2 separate regions of the Homo sapiens genome follow, and region 2 is linked to region 1. A link is a contact called in ENCODE Hi-C or POLR2A ChIA-PET data. All regions are on one chromosome and are shown on one strand. The core of a region is the stretch at or near the end of the contact, and the rest is flanking DNA. Distances in the headings are between cores, read along the strand shown.

The links. A loop is a pair of places that touch in the nucleus more often than their neighbours do. ChIA-PET counts read pairs that join two places held with the same protein, here RNA polymerase II (POLR2A). Pooled maps may share reads with other maps.
Region 2: a map of aorta shows a loop between it and region 1 (2.7-fold over the local background). The contact joins two enhancer-like sites. A Hi-C loop is called at or near these places in 2 of 168 maps with a recorded cell type or tissue (aorta and ovary) and 2 of 50 pooled maps. POLR2A ChIA-PET finds 5 or more read pairs at or near these places in 2 of 52 experiments (PC-3 and activated CD4-positive, alpha-beta memory T cell).

The regions. Positions count from the first base shown.
Region 1 is chr10:29,513,248-29,520,969 of GRCh38, reverse strand. The region is part of intron 16 of SVIL (supervillin); the gene reads left to right. It overlaps LOC124902401 (a long non-coding RNA gene), which reads right to left. Exons shown (of 2, transcript XR_007062099.1): 2 at 3,691-5,989. Among named protein-coding and RNA genes, the nearest start is that of MIR604, 28 kb to the left of the region's middle. RefSeq lists an enhancer at 4,253-4,753. Within about 2 kb of position 4,898, at least 5 of the 41 ENCODE cell types and tissues checked have a DNase peak (open chromatin) inside an H3K27ac peak, as active enhancers do.
Region 2 is chr10:29,874,680-29,882,401 of GRCh38, reverse strand. No RefSeq gene overlaps it. Among named protein-coding and RNA genes, the nearest start is that of JCAD, 180 kb to the left of the region's middle. Within about 2 kb of position 4,166, at least 10 of the 41 ENCODE cell types and tissues checked have a DNase peak (open chromatin) inside an H3K27ac peak, as active enhancers do.

The sequences.
Region 1 (7,722 bases), core at 3,649-6,148:
TTACAGGCGTGAGCCACCGTGCCTGGCCCCTTCTTTCTTTTTTTTTTTTTTTAGAGGAATGGTCTTCCTCTGTTGCCCAGACTAGAGTGCAATGGTGCTGTCACAGCTTCACTGCAGCCTCGAACTCCTGGACACAAGTGATCCTCCTGCCTCGGCCTCCCCAGTAGCTGGGACTGCAGACACGTACCACCATGCCTGGCTAATTTTTTCAAAAAGATTTTTTGTAGAGTTGGGAGGTCTCACCATGTTGCCCAGGCTGGTCTCGAACTCCTGGCCTCAAACAGTCCTCCCACCTCAGCCTTCCAAAGTGCGGGGATTACAGACATGCACCACCACACCTGGCCCTTCTTTCTAGTTTTAAGCCAAGCTTCTTGAACATTATTTGTAAAATAATAGATGCTATCTTTTTCAACTGACAAATTAATCACATTGTTAAATCTGACTTACTTTCTCCTTTACTTACTTAAAATTCATGATAAGTTAGACCTGGCAGGCTGAGGGGCATAGGGAAGGGGCAGAGGGGACAGTGCAATGAGGAGAGGGATGTCTTCAATCGGGGAAGCAGTTGGGCCTATTGAGGCTTGAAGTTCTCTTCCACGAAAATGGGGCTCAAAGAGAGTTTCATCCCAGAAACCCAAATATTGACAACTGGTTAGGTGAGGAAGAAGAGAGATCATTTAAGGAAATTAACAATAAATATCACTTATACACAAGTTCTGATGTTTTACACATGAGAAAATATCCCTGGGGTATTCCCCAGTGGGAAATACTAATATTATGCCCCCTTCTTTCAAAGGCTTTTAAAGGAGCCTTCCCATCTTTGGGAATATTCTGTCCATCTGGACTTAGGACTTTTGATGAAGAAGTCCTGTGTCTATCCACTAAGCAATAATTCCTGATTTACTTACCTGTTTTTTGGTAAATTTTAGTTGACCTGTATTTTTCTGAAAGCTTTAATCCTACTGTAAAATTCTCATTTTTAAAAGTGAGATACTGGAAAGACGTAGCTTCTTAGCTTGGGCTTTGTGGACATGTAAGGCGTTCAAGGATGGCTGTAAAGTTTCTGTGAACAGCCCGGAAGTGTATTCAGAATTGAATGGGTGAGCACACACACCTGCTGGCTAACAGAAGCCATAACTTATCATGGTCTCCAAGAGATCCCTGAGCCCAGTCTGTTCAGAATCATGATAGAAAGGAATGCTTGATTGATATTCAGCTATTCAGTTTGTTAAAATACATTTATGAAAGAACAAGGGACACTTTATTTAGCAGCTATGCTTGTAATAAATTACACTAATGCAAAATATATTGCCAGTGATCTTTTCCCCCTTACCTTCACAGTACTTTTATTTGTACTTTGCTGAAAGTGACTAAATTACATATATTTACAATTCATCCATGATAGCTTTTCCATGAGACTTTAATCCCTCCCTTTTGTGAAAATGAAATAATGAAGCTTAAACTATTTAAAATAAGAATGTTATTCCTCCATTTATTTGGGCTTTACTTTTCCTTCTTGAGAAAGAAATATATAAAATCATAGGACTTCCAAACTTTATTCTAACCGCCTCTGACTGCCTCATTTTACCAAAGGAGGGATTCGGCTCCGGTAGCCTCCAGGGCCACGTAGTGAATAGAGCTGACCCAGGGGCCACGTCTCCAACTCTCCCCTGGTCCATGGTGAGACCGCGGTGCGCTCAGATTAGTGTTAGAGCAGCCAACCCCGTGTGCTCTAACCAGGAGAATACGGTGAGAGGACAGAAATCCCAGCTAGACAGCAGTGTTAGAAAGACACACCTTCTTTCTTCATGAATTTTCTCAGTTCACATGCTCTTAACAGGGCTTATATTTCAAATTACACATCCAAGTTCACATTTCAGAGTCTCAGAAATAGAGTCTGGAATTTGCAGATTTCCTTCATCGTTTTTTATAAATGCCTGTCCCCACTAAGGAGGGCAGGTCTGTCTTCTTCAGCCTTGTTGTGTCAGTCTCTCCCCTGTCCAGGGCCTGACTATATTAAGTTCTCAGTGCTCAGTGCTACCCAGCGTCACAGACTGCCTTCCACATTTTGTACATGATCTCTCATTTAATTTTTGTCTGTTTGTTTGTTTTTTGAGATGGAGTCTCGCTCTGTCACCCAGGCTGGAGTGCAGAGGCACGATCGCGGCTCACTACAACCTCCGCCTCCCAGGTTCAAGTGATTCTCCTGCCTCACCCTCCTGAGTAGCTGGGATCACAGGAGCCCACCACCATAACCAGCTAATTTTTGCATTTTTAGTAGAGGCGGGGCTTCACCATGTTGGCTACGCTGGTGTCGAATGCCTGACCTCAGGTGATCTGCCTGCCTCAGCCTCCCAAAGTGTTGGGATTACAGGCGTGAGCCACTGCGCCCGGCTTTCATTTAATATTGAAGACAGCCTCCAGAAGAAAGCAATATTATCCCCATTTGTAGACAAAAAGCATAGAAACTAAGAAATTATAGGAAAACCTCCATACACTCCTTTTTTAGAATATGTTTGATGCTCAAGGAAACATATTAAAAAGTTATTTTTATATTTATTTATTTATTTGTTTATTTTCTGAGACAAGAGTCTCACTCTGTAGCCCACGCTGGAGTGCAGTGACACGATCTTGGCTCACTGAAGCCTCCCCCTCCTGGGTTCAAGCGATTCTCCTGCCTCAGCCTCCCAAGTAGCTGGAATTACAAGCACTTACTACCATGCCTGGCTAATTTTTGTATTTTTAGTAGAGACAAGGTTTCACCATATTGGCCAGGCTGGTGTCAAACTCCTGACCTCCAGTGATCCACCCGTCTAGGCCTCCCAACGTGCTGGGATTGCAGACGTGATCACCACACCCAGCCTTAAAAAAATTTTTTTTCATCTTTTCTGACATTGTGAATGTCAAATTTGAACCATAACCAGCAAAAAACTTAGGATGCAATCGACTTTTCCCACCGGATTAGTAAAATTGCTATTTTCTGACTGTCCAAATGATGTGTGTTTAAATTATCCCTGTTTGGGAACTTCTTTGAGAAACATTGCGAATTAAATAATTCTTATGTTATTTAGGGATAAAACCTTTGCTATTGCTTAAAGAGTATGTTAGGCCTTTAGAAATCTTATTTCCACAATGTCAGAAACAGTGGCATCTGAGCTTTCTTATTTAGGGAAAAAGACTATTGAAAAGAAAAAAAGAGCCATCCTTTCACTTTGGCAAATTGGTGGCATGTAAGGACTTAGTGGAACTCCCTGAACTGTTGCAGAATCCACCTCACGCCTCTATGGTGTTCTGCCCTAGAGGGACCGGCTGGAGGCTCCTGTGTTTCCCGCCTGCCGGCCCCCGCCCCAACCATCCACCCTTCGGTATCCCACCCAGCCAGAGGCTGTCTCCCTGTCTCCACAAACTCCAGGTTCTTACCCTGTAGCTGGGAGATTTCAGCCACTAGAGGGCCCCAGATTTATGTAGGAATAAGAATAGAGCGGCAGTTCCCCTTTACTCCCTCCTTTTCTTTTTCTTTTTCTTTTTTTCTTTTATTTTTCTAGACAGGGTCTTGGCACTGTTGTCCAGGCTGGAGTGCAGTGGTGCGATCATAGCTCACTGCAGCCTCCACCTCCTGGGACTCAAATGATCCTCCCACTTCAGCCTCCCAAGTAGCTGGGACTACAGGCACACACCACCATGCTCAGCTGGCTTTTTATTTTTTATTTTTATTTTTTTGTAGAGACGGGGTCTTGCTCTGCGGCCCAGGCTGGTCTCCCACCTCCTGGCCTCAAGCGATCCTCCCACCTCAGCCTTCCAAAGTGCTGGGATTACAGGTGTGAGCCACCACGCCTGGCCCTCCTTTTCCAAAGTGTGATTTGTCTCTCATTTAAAAGACACTTTAGTTCATTCACTTCTCCAACTTGTGAACCAGCCAAAACCAAGATCTAATATAAGTACTTAAGTGTGCTGTTCATCCCTATCAGAGATCTATGGGGTGCCTGTAATTCTCTAAAATGAAGGGAAAATTCTGAAAAAGAGAGAGAAAACACATCTTATTTAATATTAGGGGCACATGGTTGTCATGTCTCCTGTTTGACCCAGCCCTGACTGCTCTGAGCCTGATGTCCTTGTTCTCAACAAGCAGGGTTCTCAGGCCAGCATTCCCTGCTGGAACAGTGTGGGCTATGGAAGAGGAGGCACCGTTTCCCCGGGTGTCCTGGCAGGCACCTGTCACGGTGGCCCTGGGCCAGGCGTTGGGTGAGCGGGCCAGTGTCGTGCCTCTCTCTGGGTTCACACAGCCCAGGCCTAGCCACTGCCCAGGCTCCCAGCATCACAGTCCTGCAAACAGCACTTTGGCTTGGCAGTTGTTAGAAGCGCTGACAGTTGTTTGAATTGCACCGGCAGGAATTTATGTCCTGCGTAGGCCCAGACGTCGGCTCCTCGACCCTCTCAGAGCCTGGTGGTCTGCGGTGAGCCGGAGGGCTGTGAGCTCACAGGAGGAAGGGACACATTTGGGAAGATCTCCCTCCCTCCTCAGCGTGGTGGACACCAATGAGGAAATCTAAAGGGACAGGAAGAACACACTCAAGTTTTAGTGCGTGTTATTTTCAAGTTATTCGTCATGTGCTCCGTAGGCTGGAGCCGAGGGCTGGCTCCAAGTGCCAGGTGGGCTCCACGGAAGCACAGTTTCTTCCAGATTATTCTGGTTACTCTGTAGTCTTCGGAAGTCCCCAATGGTAACCCTGCCAGCACATGTAGAAGCAAAATTTCAGGGTTTTGGAATGGAGGAATTCTTTGGAGGCCATCCCATGGTGGGAAAAACCTTATAAGAAAGCCAGAATCCTATGCCTTTCCTAAAACGGTGTGGCAAAAATGTGTCCGGTCAGCTAATGTTCTACCGAAGTGAAACAAGCTACACACAGGCAGGCGAGGGCTGCAGTCACGTCTCTCTGCCCACTAACATCCAGTGTGACCTCAGTCAATGGAATTCTTGACCCGGATGTACCCACGTTCCTTGTCCGTCAGAATGGGAATAACAATTCCCAGTGTCTTAGGGGTCGCCGTGCAGATCAGCAGAGTATAAGATGGACGAGGAGGTGATCTCAGATGCCACAGCTTGTGTTTTTCTAAGTCAGTTTTAGATGCCACAAAGCAACCACCAGGGAAATCGTCCGATGACATAGGTGCTGGTGTCCTTGCCCCAGACTTTTGGGAGCTTCTTTTTGAGAAGGTCTTCAAAGACCAGAGCTCATGACTTTTAATGAACTCAACTCAGGAAGATGAATTTGATCTTTTAAAAATTCATCATTTGAATCCAATCTGATTAACAAGGTGGATGTTCAGGAGGAGTAGCTGCCAGCCTGGGTGGAAGGTGAAGTGAGAGAAGCTGGTTCTGAGGCCAGTTTACAGGGAGAATATCAGTGAGATGAGTGCTTGGTTCCACAAGATCATGAACTGGAAGGACTTCTCATTTGGGTATTAAAGTGCTGGCATGCTTACTTTTTGAAAGTCTCATTTATTGATGCTTTGAAAGCTCAAATACAGCATGCAAATATGAATTTCTTTTAATGATTTCATTTTGTGAGATTATTTTATTAGGATAAAACTGACTCATTCAAAATAATTGGAGAAAAGATGAATCATAGTCATTATATAGTATGAAATGGTGCGGATTAGAGCTCTTGAAGGAATTTCGACTTCGTGTCCAAGCCCATGAACTAGCTCTTGTAGCATGCAGGGTGTTGTTAAACATTCGAGAATTACAGGAGTTAGGACTAAATGAGACCTTGACCCAAAGGGATCTGCATGAGATTGACAAGGCAGCCTTACCCCAGTTCTAGAGATTGAGCACTTGAGATCTTATCTGCTGCCACTTAGCAGAAAGAGGAAAACAGAAATGAAGGGGGGAGAAGGAAGAGATTGAGGAAGGGGACAGGTCCAGAGTTCGAAGCTCCTGCCTCCTTTGGGGGATTCCTTTCTTCACGGCTTACTTCCCGTTATTTGACTGAGTGAATAGACAAATACAAGGTGTGATTATGTACACATACGTAGATGTCGCCGGATTCTTGTTTAAGTACTACAAAATTTGTTTTCTTATTAGCATAACAAAACTTTTATCATAGAATATATCTCATCCCATCTCCAAAACAAATATTTAATGGGAATCGGGAAGCTTGGAAGAAGGACCCTTAGAGATCATCTGACCAGTTCCTGATGTGACAGATATAGGAGGGAGAACCGAGATACCCAAAGGGAGTAGCCAAATTGGGACCAAAGCTGATGTTCTGCTTAAAAATACACTGTTGTCTAGGCGCGCTGTCTCATGCCTGTAATCCCAGCACTTTGGGAGGCTGAGGCAGGGGATCGCTTGAGGCCAGGAGTTCAAAACTGCCCTGGGCAACATAGCAAGCACCTGTCTCTACCAAATAAAAATTTTAAAAATTAGCCTAGTGTAGTGGTGCACAAGTGTAGTCCTAGCTACTCTGGAGGCTGACATGGAAGAATTGCTTGAGCCCGGGAGTTCAAAACCAGCCTGAGCAGCATAGCAAGACCTCGTCTCTACAAAATAAAAATTTTAAAAATTAACCAGGCGCAGTGATGCACACCTGTCATCCTAGCTACTCTGGAGGCCGAGGCAGGATTGTCGCTTGAGCCCAGGAATTCGAGGCTGCAGTGAACCGTGATTGTGCCGCTGCACTCCAGACCTGGTGACAAAGGAAGACCTTGTCTCTAAAACAAATTTATAACAATAAAAAATATTTATGGATTTAATATTTATGGATAAAAATATTTATGGATTTAATATTTATGGATTTAATATTTATGGATAAAAATATTTATACCATTTGTGGATTATGCATTAGTGATATCAATAAGACCTGGCCCATCAGGTCCAGCACAGAGGGAAAAGGATCTAATTATTTGGCTTTTCCCTACTCTTTAAATTGTTTGAGCATCGGCTCAAATGAGTTTAGTGATCACCACCTTTTTTTTTTTTTTTTACCTTTTATCTTTCCCATGTTTGTTTGTCCAGCGTAAATACCTAAGATTTCTTCATTCATGCAATACAGTTAGCTGAAATAGCCTCAAGTTTGTGAAAAATAACCTTTCAGGATTCCAGTATTCAAGCACTGCCTATCAAGTCACATCATCATTGAGCTAAAGTAGGTTAGTTAACAATATCAGTTAATTAGATTCTTTTTTTGTGTATATCCTTCCCCTGAGGAAAGTTGAAGTGATAATTTTAAAAAATGGGTTTATAGAAAATAGTTTCTGTCTAAAGAAGATGGATAAGAATGATCAAATTCATTTGTAGGAAAAGAATAGGGCTTAGAACACCTGAGGAGAAACAGTCATAAACATCAAATTTTACCTCTAATTGAAAGGGATGATATTAAGAGACTGTAAGTGCTTCATGGCTTTATGTTTTTGTTTGTTTGTTTGTTTTTTGAGACAGAGTCTCACTGTGTCACCCAGGCTGGAGTGCAGTGGCACAATCTCGGCTCACTGCAACCTCTGCCTCCCAGGTTCAAGCGATTCTTGTGCCTCAGCCTCCCGCTGGCTAATTTTTGTATTTTTAGTAGAGATGGGGTTTCACCGTATTGGCCAGGCTGGTCTCGAACTCCTGACCTCGTGATCCACCTGCCTCAGCTTCCCAAAGTGCTAGGATTACAGGCGGAAGCCACCGTGCCTGGCCAGCTTTATGTTTTTAAGCCCATGTCTGCATCATTTTCTGTA
Region 2 (7,722 bases), core at 2,917-5,416, 360 kb before region 1:
TCTCAGGCTTGGTGCATTTGCAGAGAAAATGGCTTCCTAGGCAGATGCTGGAGTTTCTGGATCTGAATTGCTGAGATGGCCTCAGAGAAACTCCTGTAGACACCTGACAATGCACAGAGCCCAGGGGCCTTGAACCAAGCTGGGGGATGAGCCATTCTTTTTCTACTACGGTTCTTTTTCAGGAAAACTCTAGGGAACATCACGAGGCTTCTAGCCTTCTCAGTTTGTTACTAGACTGGCTATCTCCCCACCATGTTTGATTAATTTTTGTCTTTAAATCAGAGCAACTCCTCGTGGAGCTACTACATCAAGGCAAGTAGCAGATCGAGATGGAAGTCATAACCAATGTTCCCAACAACAAGACTTCCCAGCCCAGCAGCTGCTCTGTCTCAGGGCGGACTCAAGCCCTTCGGTTCCAACATTCCCATCAGTTTCAGGACCCCTTCTGTGTCCTGAAACTTCAAAGCAAAATGCTTCCTTTTCTCAGGATGGTCAGAAGTCACTGGATTCCCTTTAAAGTCCTCTAGAATCCCATTCTCCCACTTATTGCTTCTAAGATAAAACAGAGTGTTCCATTCTTTTGCTGTAAAGCATGTTGGACAAGAAAATCCAACTGAAGGCTTCATGGCTGTAATTTATTTGTGCTTTTTTTCTATCCCCTTGAGAAAAAAGAGAAAAAAAAAAAAGCACAGGCATTGCCCAACCGTGGACACAGCCTCATAAGAGTGCGATGTGTGTGCGGAGTAACAGTGCCTGGGAGACAGGCTGCGCACAGATAAGCCAAGCCAACACCCATAAAATAAAAGGGCAGCCCTAATGAAAGGGCAGACTTTGAAAGAGAAAACCTGAGGCCAAGCCCACTTGGTGGGAAACAGATGTGCCTATGACCTAAGATGAGATTTGTGAGCCTGACTTTCTCCCCCGCAGTTGCTGGCCACGTTCAAGGTAAGCCCCTTCTGGAGCCAGACAGCCGTGGGCTCGCTGCAACGGAGGGCTGTTCAGTCCAGCTTTCAGTCATCACTGGGTTGATCAGAAATTCCCTGCACTTGAGACACTAATACAAATGTTCTTCATTAAAAAAAAATACTAAACAGTGAACATGGAAGTGACCTCAGAGCCAGAACTTTGAGGGAACATTAAGATAAAGTATTTTACAAATGGGTCCTCCTCTGCCTTGGAGAAAAAGGAATTGATAACATTCTCGTTACCATTCAAGTTCTCTCCTTACAGAAAAGTACAAGGTTTATTGTATGACTTCTTCCCACACCCATCTGTCTCCTGTCCACTCCTTATCTAAGCAATGGGCCACATTCATCCCTCAGCTGTTCTCAGGCCACTAAGAGATGTAGGCTTCTTACTAAGTCAGTCCTGAAGGGTCTGGGACTTCCCTGCACACTGGTGAATGCGTGCCACTGCTGGCAGCTGTGACTGTATTTGAAAAGCGTAATTCTGGTTCATGTTCTCTTTACGACAGACTTTGTTTCCTTTTTTATTCCTTTTTTTTTTAGTGATAAGGTCTCACTCGGTCACCTAAGCTGAAGTGCAGTGGCACAATCACAGCTCACTGCAGCCTCGAACTCCTGGGCTCCATTGACTCTCCTGCCTCAGCCTCCCAAGTAGCTGGGACTGCAGGCATGAGTCACAATGCCCAGTTAATTTTTTCATTTTTTGTTGAGATGGGGTCTCACTATGTTGCCCAGGCTTGCCTTGAACTTCTGAGCTCAAGCAACCCTCCCATGTCAGCCAAAGTGCTAGGATTACAGGCAAGAGACATCGCACCTGGCCAAAATTATCTTTTGATAAGAATGCTGACATTCGCCTTGTTTTCTCCTGATATTGCATCGCTGAGATAAAGTCTGGGTCTCCATCTTGTCTCTATCCATGAGACAACAACATGTATGCTGAGTCTGCTGAAGTGGGGCTTGGTACATAGTCTGGGGTTGGCCTAAGCCCCCTTCCCTTTTTTCCTACTTTTTACCTTTGACCTTTTGTTTTCTTTGGACTAACATATTGTAGGTGCATGCTCTGAGGCAAGCACTGTGCTAAGTATTTCACATGCATTAGCTCATTGGGTGCTCCCACTGCCTTCCATGAGAGAAGCAGCCTTCTGAGGTCAGAGCGGGCCGAAGATGTGCAGCCTGACTTCTCACCCAGGTCTTTCCAAAGTCTAGGGCAAAGCTCTAAGTACTTCCTGCCCCTTGCTCAGCAATCGCCCTGCTTATAGCAGAAGAGAATAGAGTGTCTAGAAAGCATCACACAAGTCTCTTCTCTGGAGAGAATCTCACAATGTGAGTCCTGGAAGAGATTGCCAAGCCCCCAGAAGAGCACCACCCTCATTACACAACTGGAAAGAGTGAATGCCAAATTGCCTAGCTCGAGGTCAGCCAACTCATTAATTGAAGACAGAAAGATAATGTGGAAATCAAGCAATGTTACCATTTTGTGATGGCTTCAGACAAAGATTTTACAAGGAAGATGTTGGAAACCGCGAGTGAAGTTTGGGACTGGGCATTATATATGAATTGAGTTTTTCCCTGCATTCGACAGGGTGGAACACTTGACAGGTGACTATGGGTAAGCGAGAAATACCAAGAATAAAATAATTTACACATTTGGGATGCAAGAGGCTTTGTAAAGGGACCACAGAACATCATCCATTCCAGACCTTTGAGATGAAGTGGAGCCAGCCACTGTGTAGGAGGCTTTGGAGTGGGGGTGTAGACATAGATGTCACCTTTCAGGTCCAGGCTGATGGACATAAAGAGACTCGTACTTTCTGTCTTAAAATATAATCAACAGGCCTAGTAGAAGGAAGCAGGGCTCTTGGAAGGAATGGCTGCTTCCAAATCTAGGTGATTCCTGCTGTGATGGTGAATCAGGAGGGAAGGCTGCTATTGGTTAGCCTGGTGGCTTTTCCCATCTTGTCTCCTGTCCTACCTTGTGAACAGCTGAGGTGACAGTAGTCCCATCTTAACTCAAGGTTTGGATGCTTATTCACAGGACCTGACCTTTGACTTCTGGGTAACCCCATAGCATGGTTGACTGTGGCCAGAAACCAAAGGTATGTGTTGAGACCAGAATCAGCCTGGATCCTTTCTGTGGCATCATCAGATGGGACCACTCAGATCCCATCTTCTGTAATCCTGGCACCTCACAGCAAGGTTGCTTAAAGCCAAAGGAAGTTCTCTAGACACCCACAGAAGAAATCCATGAAGTCTAGAAGCCAGTTAGGTCATGGTCCTAATTCTGGGCATGGTGTCTTGATTTCAGTCAGGACTCCTCTCCTCCCTAGCTGATCCATGGATGGATCATTCCTTAAGATCAAGCTCAAGTTCTTCCCATCCTGGCTCCTGGACCTTTTGCTGATAAGCCAGCCACATACATCTGCCAGTCTTCAGCTCCTACAACAAACACTGTCTCCCTGAATTGCACTGGCCTCTAGCCTGAGCTAGCTGAAAACATAACTTATTTATTTATTATTATTTATTATTATTATTATTATTATTATTATTATTATTGGCCGATCTCATTCCTCTGCTTAAACTTGAAGCTCCCTGAGGACTGGGACTTGATGCACGTAATTCCTGGTGTGTCTTATGTTAATACCTAGCAATGCTGTGAAAGGTCCCTGAGGATGATTTGTCAATGGCAACGAAGCCATCTGTGCCGTGGTTCCTGCGTCTTGCAAGAGGAAGCTCATGAAACGGGTTGTAAAGTGTCTGTCTCTCCCTAGAACATTAGCACCTGCAAGGCAGAGAAGGCTTTTTATAGATGATGTGGCATCTGTGAGAAGAGCCACGCCTTGGTGGCAGTGCTGTTTGGGGCTGGCAAGTGGGGCCTGGGCTAAGGGAGGAACAGGAAGCGCTTTGACTCTACCGCAGGTCCCGAAATTCCTCTTGTCCTTCTTGCCTGTGGTTAGGAGAAGTCATTTACAGCCATGTCAGGCCATCTCCTTCTGGCTTCCGACTGGAACACGCAGGCCGACTGTCCCCAGGGGAAACCGAGATTGCTGCTGGGGCTGTCAGGGCAAAGCTTTTGTTCCTTTAATAAACCGTGTGGTGGATCTCAATCCTGCTGACATTTGTCGGGAAAACATTTCTTAAAAAGTCCCAGTCAAGAAGGAATGCCGGCTGGACTCGAGCCACTTCTGAAAACACAAGCATCTACACAAAGCCCTTGTATTGTTCCTGTCCTGTGACCTCATGGGTTGGTCACAGGCTGGTCTGGGGAGACCAGGCGCTGAGGGAATGGACTGGGCAGGTCACCAGTGGCCTCTGGCCTTGAAGGATGGCCTAAGTGGGTGCTCCAGTTTGGGAGGAAAAACATCTGAAATGTTCCCAGTACAGCTACATTAACATTATTTGGGTTTGTGGATGTGCAGTGAGCTCAGCGCTATGTTAGGTGACACAACTAAAAAAAATACTGATTAGTGCCAGGATAAGTATTTATGTGGCAGGGTTCCTTGGAGCATTCCTATGGAAAGAGACAGATGTAACCAAACATGGTCAAAAAAGGCTTGCGGAGTGTGTGAAGTCCACTAGGATAGTAAACTAAGTACAGGTGTGTGTGTGGTGGGGGAGAGGATGCATCCTAGGACCCGAGGATGGCATGAAATGTACAGGAGAAAATAGAGGCACTGTGTTGGGAGTACCGAGTCCTGTAAGAAGGTTTCACCAGCTGGGAACAGATGTGAGACCGGTAGCAGATGGGACTAGGAAGGCAGATTGTCTTCATAATGGGGCCTTGAATGCTAAGCAAAAGAGTGTGGTTCATAATCCCACAACCAAAAATGAACCGCTAGACGTTTTGGCAAGTGGGATGGAATGACAAGATTTTGGAGAGCTGACCCCCATGGAGGGGCCAGAGTTTCACAGCAGAGGGTTAGGGGCCTGCTGCCATGGTTCAGGCAGGACATTGGGAGAGCAGAGACACGCTGCCGGCCATGAGGAGGCTTAGCAAGGGAGAGGGACAGTAGAGGGGATCCATCTCGTAGTGGCCCTTCCTGCCTGGCAAATGTGTTTGCTCCTCATTCCAGGCAAATGAATTATCGGAAGAATGGTTCTAACAAAGCGTCACTTTAGTCTTGTTACTCTTCCATCAGGATCTGCCCCCACCCCCGGCTTCCCCGCTGCTGGCCGTAGAAAGCTCATATGCCTCAGCTTGCCTTCAAGGCCCACACGACAATGCTCATGCTTTGATAAAGCAGCAGAACTCTTGCTTCAAAGGAGATCTCACACAGAAACCCGAGATGCGGAGCAGATCACAGGAGAGCCACTATACTTGCCTCTAAACACAGCCCGGCAATCCTCCCGCTCCAATCGGCCCACCCTGCACACTTTGGTTTCCAATCCTTCACCCACCCTACCTCAGCCCCACCCGAGTAGCCTTAGAGACCCGTTGAAGAAAACCCCATGGCCTTAGGGAGCACAGTTTGAACCATTTCCCTACGAGGTCAGTTTCAGTCTGCCTTCTCTCCTGCTATTTTTCATCCCCATCAGAGCTCTCAACCCTCCACCCCAAACACACCTTGAACCTTGGCCTTCTGTTGTTATTGCTTGTCCTGAAGCCCTGACAAGATGTCCTGATAGCATCTCAAGGGCTTCCAGATGTCACTGGTCACCAGGCCAGCCCATGCCTCTCCCCTGCCACCATGTGCAGCAGCAGCAACCATGATTTACTGAACACTTAATATATCCATTTTATAGAGATCATCTCATTTAATCCTCAAACCAACGCACCCAGATAAGTATTATTATTTTCTCACTTTACAGAGCAAGAACTTAAGTATCAAGAGGTTAAGTAACATACTCCAGGTCACGCAGGTAGGAAGCTGCTGAACCAAGATCCAAACCCAGGCAGTCTGACTCAAGAAGCTCCATTCTCAGTCAGTTCCCTTTACAGCCTCCCCAAACATATACGTGTAGACTGGCTGATGGATTCATGAACTTTATGCCTGAGGGAATGCGGGTAACGAAAGAGAACCTTCACTCGTTCATCCAGCATACACGTATTGCATTCTTAGTATGCGACAAGCCCTGGGCCAGGCCCTGTGGAGATGGTGGTTGAGAGCGGTGGACACTACCCCTGTTCCTTTGGACCTTGAAGTTCAGGAAAAGAGGGCAAAGATGACTCTGAGTTCGCCAGTGTGAGTAATTCAGAGATGAAATGATAGCTCCATGGGGACAGACGTCAGGAGAGGGAGTCAACGTGGAGGCAGGAAATTGATCTTGGCAGGTGGTCTGTGGAGCTTCAGGTGCCAGGTTGAAGCAAATTTAACAAGTGGAATTGTTCAGAAGGTGATGGAAATACTGGCTGGGAACTGAGAGAGAGACAGTGTGGGAGATGTGGACTGGGGAATTGCATAAATAATGTTGACAGCTGAAGATAGGAGAATAAGCCAAGATTAACATGGAGAAAATTAAGTCTAGAGACAAGAGCCAAGCCTTGGAGAACACCCCAGAGAGAATGGACCCCCCTCGAGAGAAGACATGGCCACAGGGAGTGCAGGAAGCCCAGGCACTCGGGGGTCTGAAGGAGAGAAGGCGCTAACAGGGCCAAGGGTCTTGGGAAGAGCAACGAAAAAGAATACTGGAGAAGTTTCTTTGGTTGGCCTAAAGGAAGTTCTTGTGATTTCCAAGAGCACAGTTTCAGTAGAGGGGTGAGGGTAAATTACAGATTATAGGAGATTTAGGGAGAAAACGGGTGATGAGGAAAAGCCATTTACTAAATACACTTCACATGGAAAAGCTGGCATTACTAGGGAGCGAGAATGGGCAGTTAATGGAAAAAAAATGCCGAACAAAACCAGTTTTATGGATTATGTGACCTGGACCAAATATAAATATGTTCAAATGCGACAGTCCCTGGACTTAAAATAGAGTGGTAAAGCCAAGCCAGCTGAAAGAAGACCTCCAGAGGTGACCTCCCTGAATCCCAGAAGATCCACCCCAGATGAATGGTGGTCTCGTCTCTCTGTTTCCTGTTTGGGATCACGACTTCATTTGGTTCAGCAGATTCTTTCTTATTTTTATAATTAAAATTTTTTGAAATAAAAGAAACTACCCAGTTAATCCCCCAAATGTATTTTTTTCCTTGGGGAAACATTTACATTCTTAGGACCCCAAATGCTAAGCCAATAAAAGCAGCAGCAGAAACCATTTTTCATTATTATCCACAAAAAAGCAGAAGGAAGTGAAAGCCTCAAAGAATTTCAGTGTTTCGGGGGGAGAAAAAATGACTTTTTTGCCTTTGGATTTTTATCTTTTCTGCCACCATAATTTAGATAGACAAAGAACAGGCCTGGCAGTGAGGCCAGTCTCCATAAGGTCAAATAGCTGATTTCCCAGAGGACTTGAAGAAAAGATTATCAAGAGTATCTTTGTAAAAGCACAGCGAGCTCAGATCTGAGATCATGGGAGATCATAGGAGTGAGCTGTTTCTTGTTGAAAGCAATTGTTAAATTCAGCACCAGAGCGCATTAATTTGTGAATCATAGAGATACCGTTCTTCCTAGAAAACTCATCACCTACTGACCTCGGGTGCAATTCACGCCCAAATACTAAAGCAAAGGGCAAATCAGAAGAAGTGAAATAAGAAAAGCCTCAGGTCACAGCTACTCCGAGGAGAGGCTAAGGCAACTGGGTCATGCTGGCTTGAGAAAGAGGAAAGGGAAATGGAGAAAAGATAGGAATCACAGGAGTTAACTGCCGGCTCTTTGTGTTA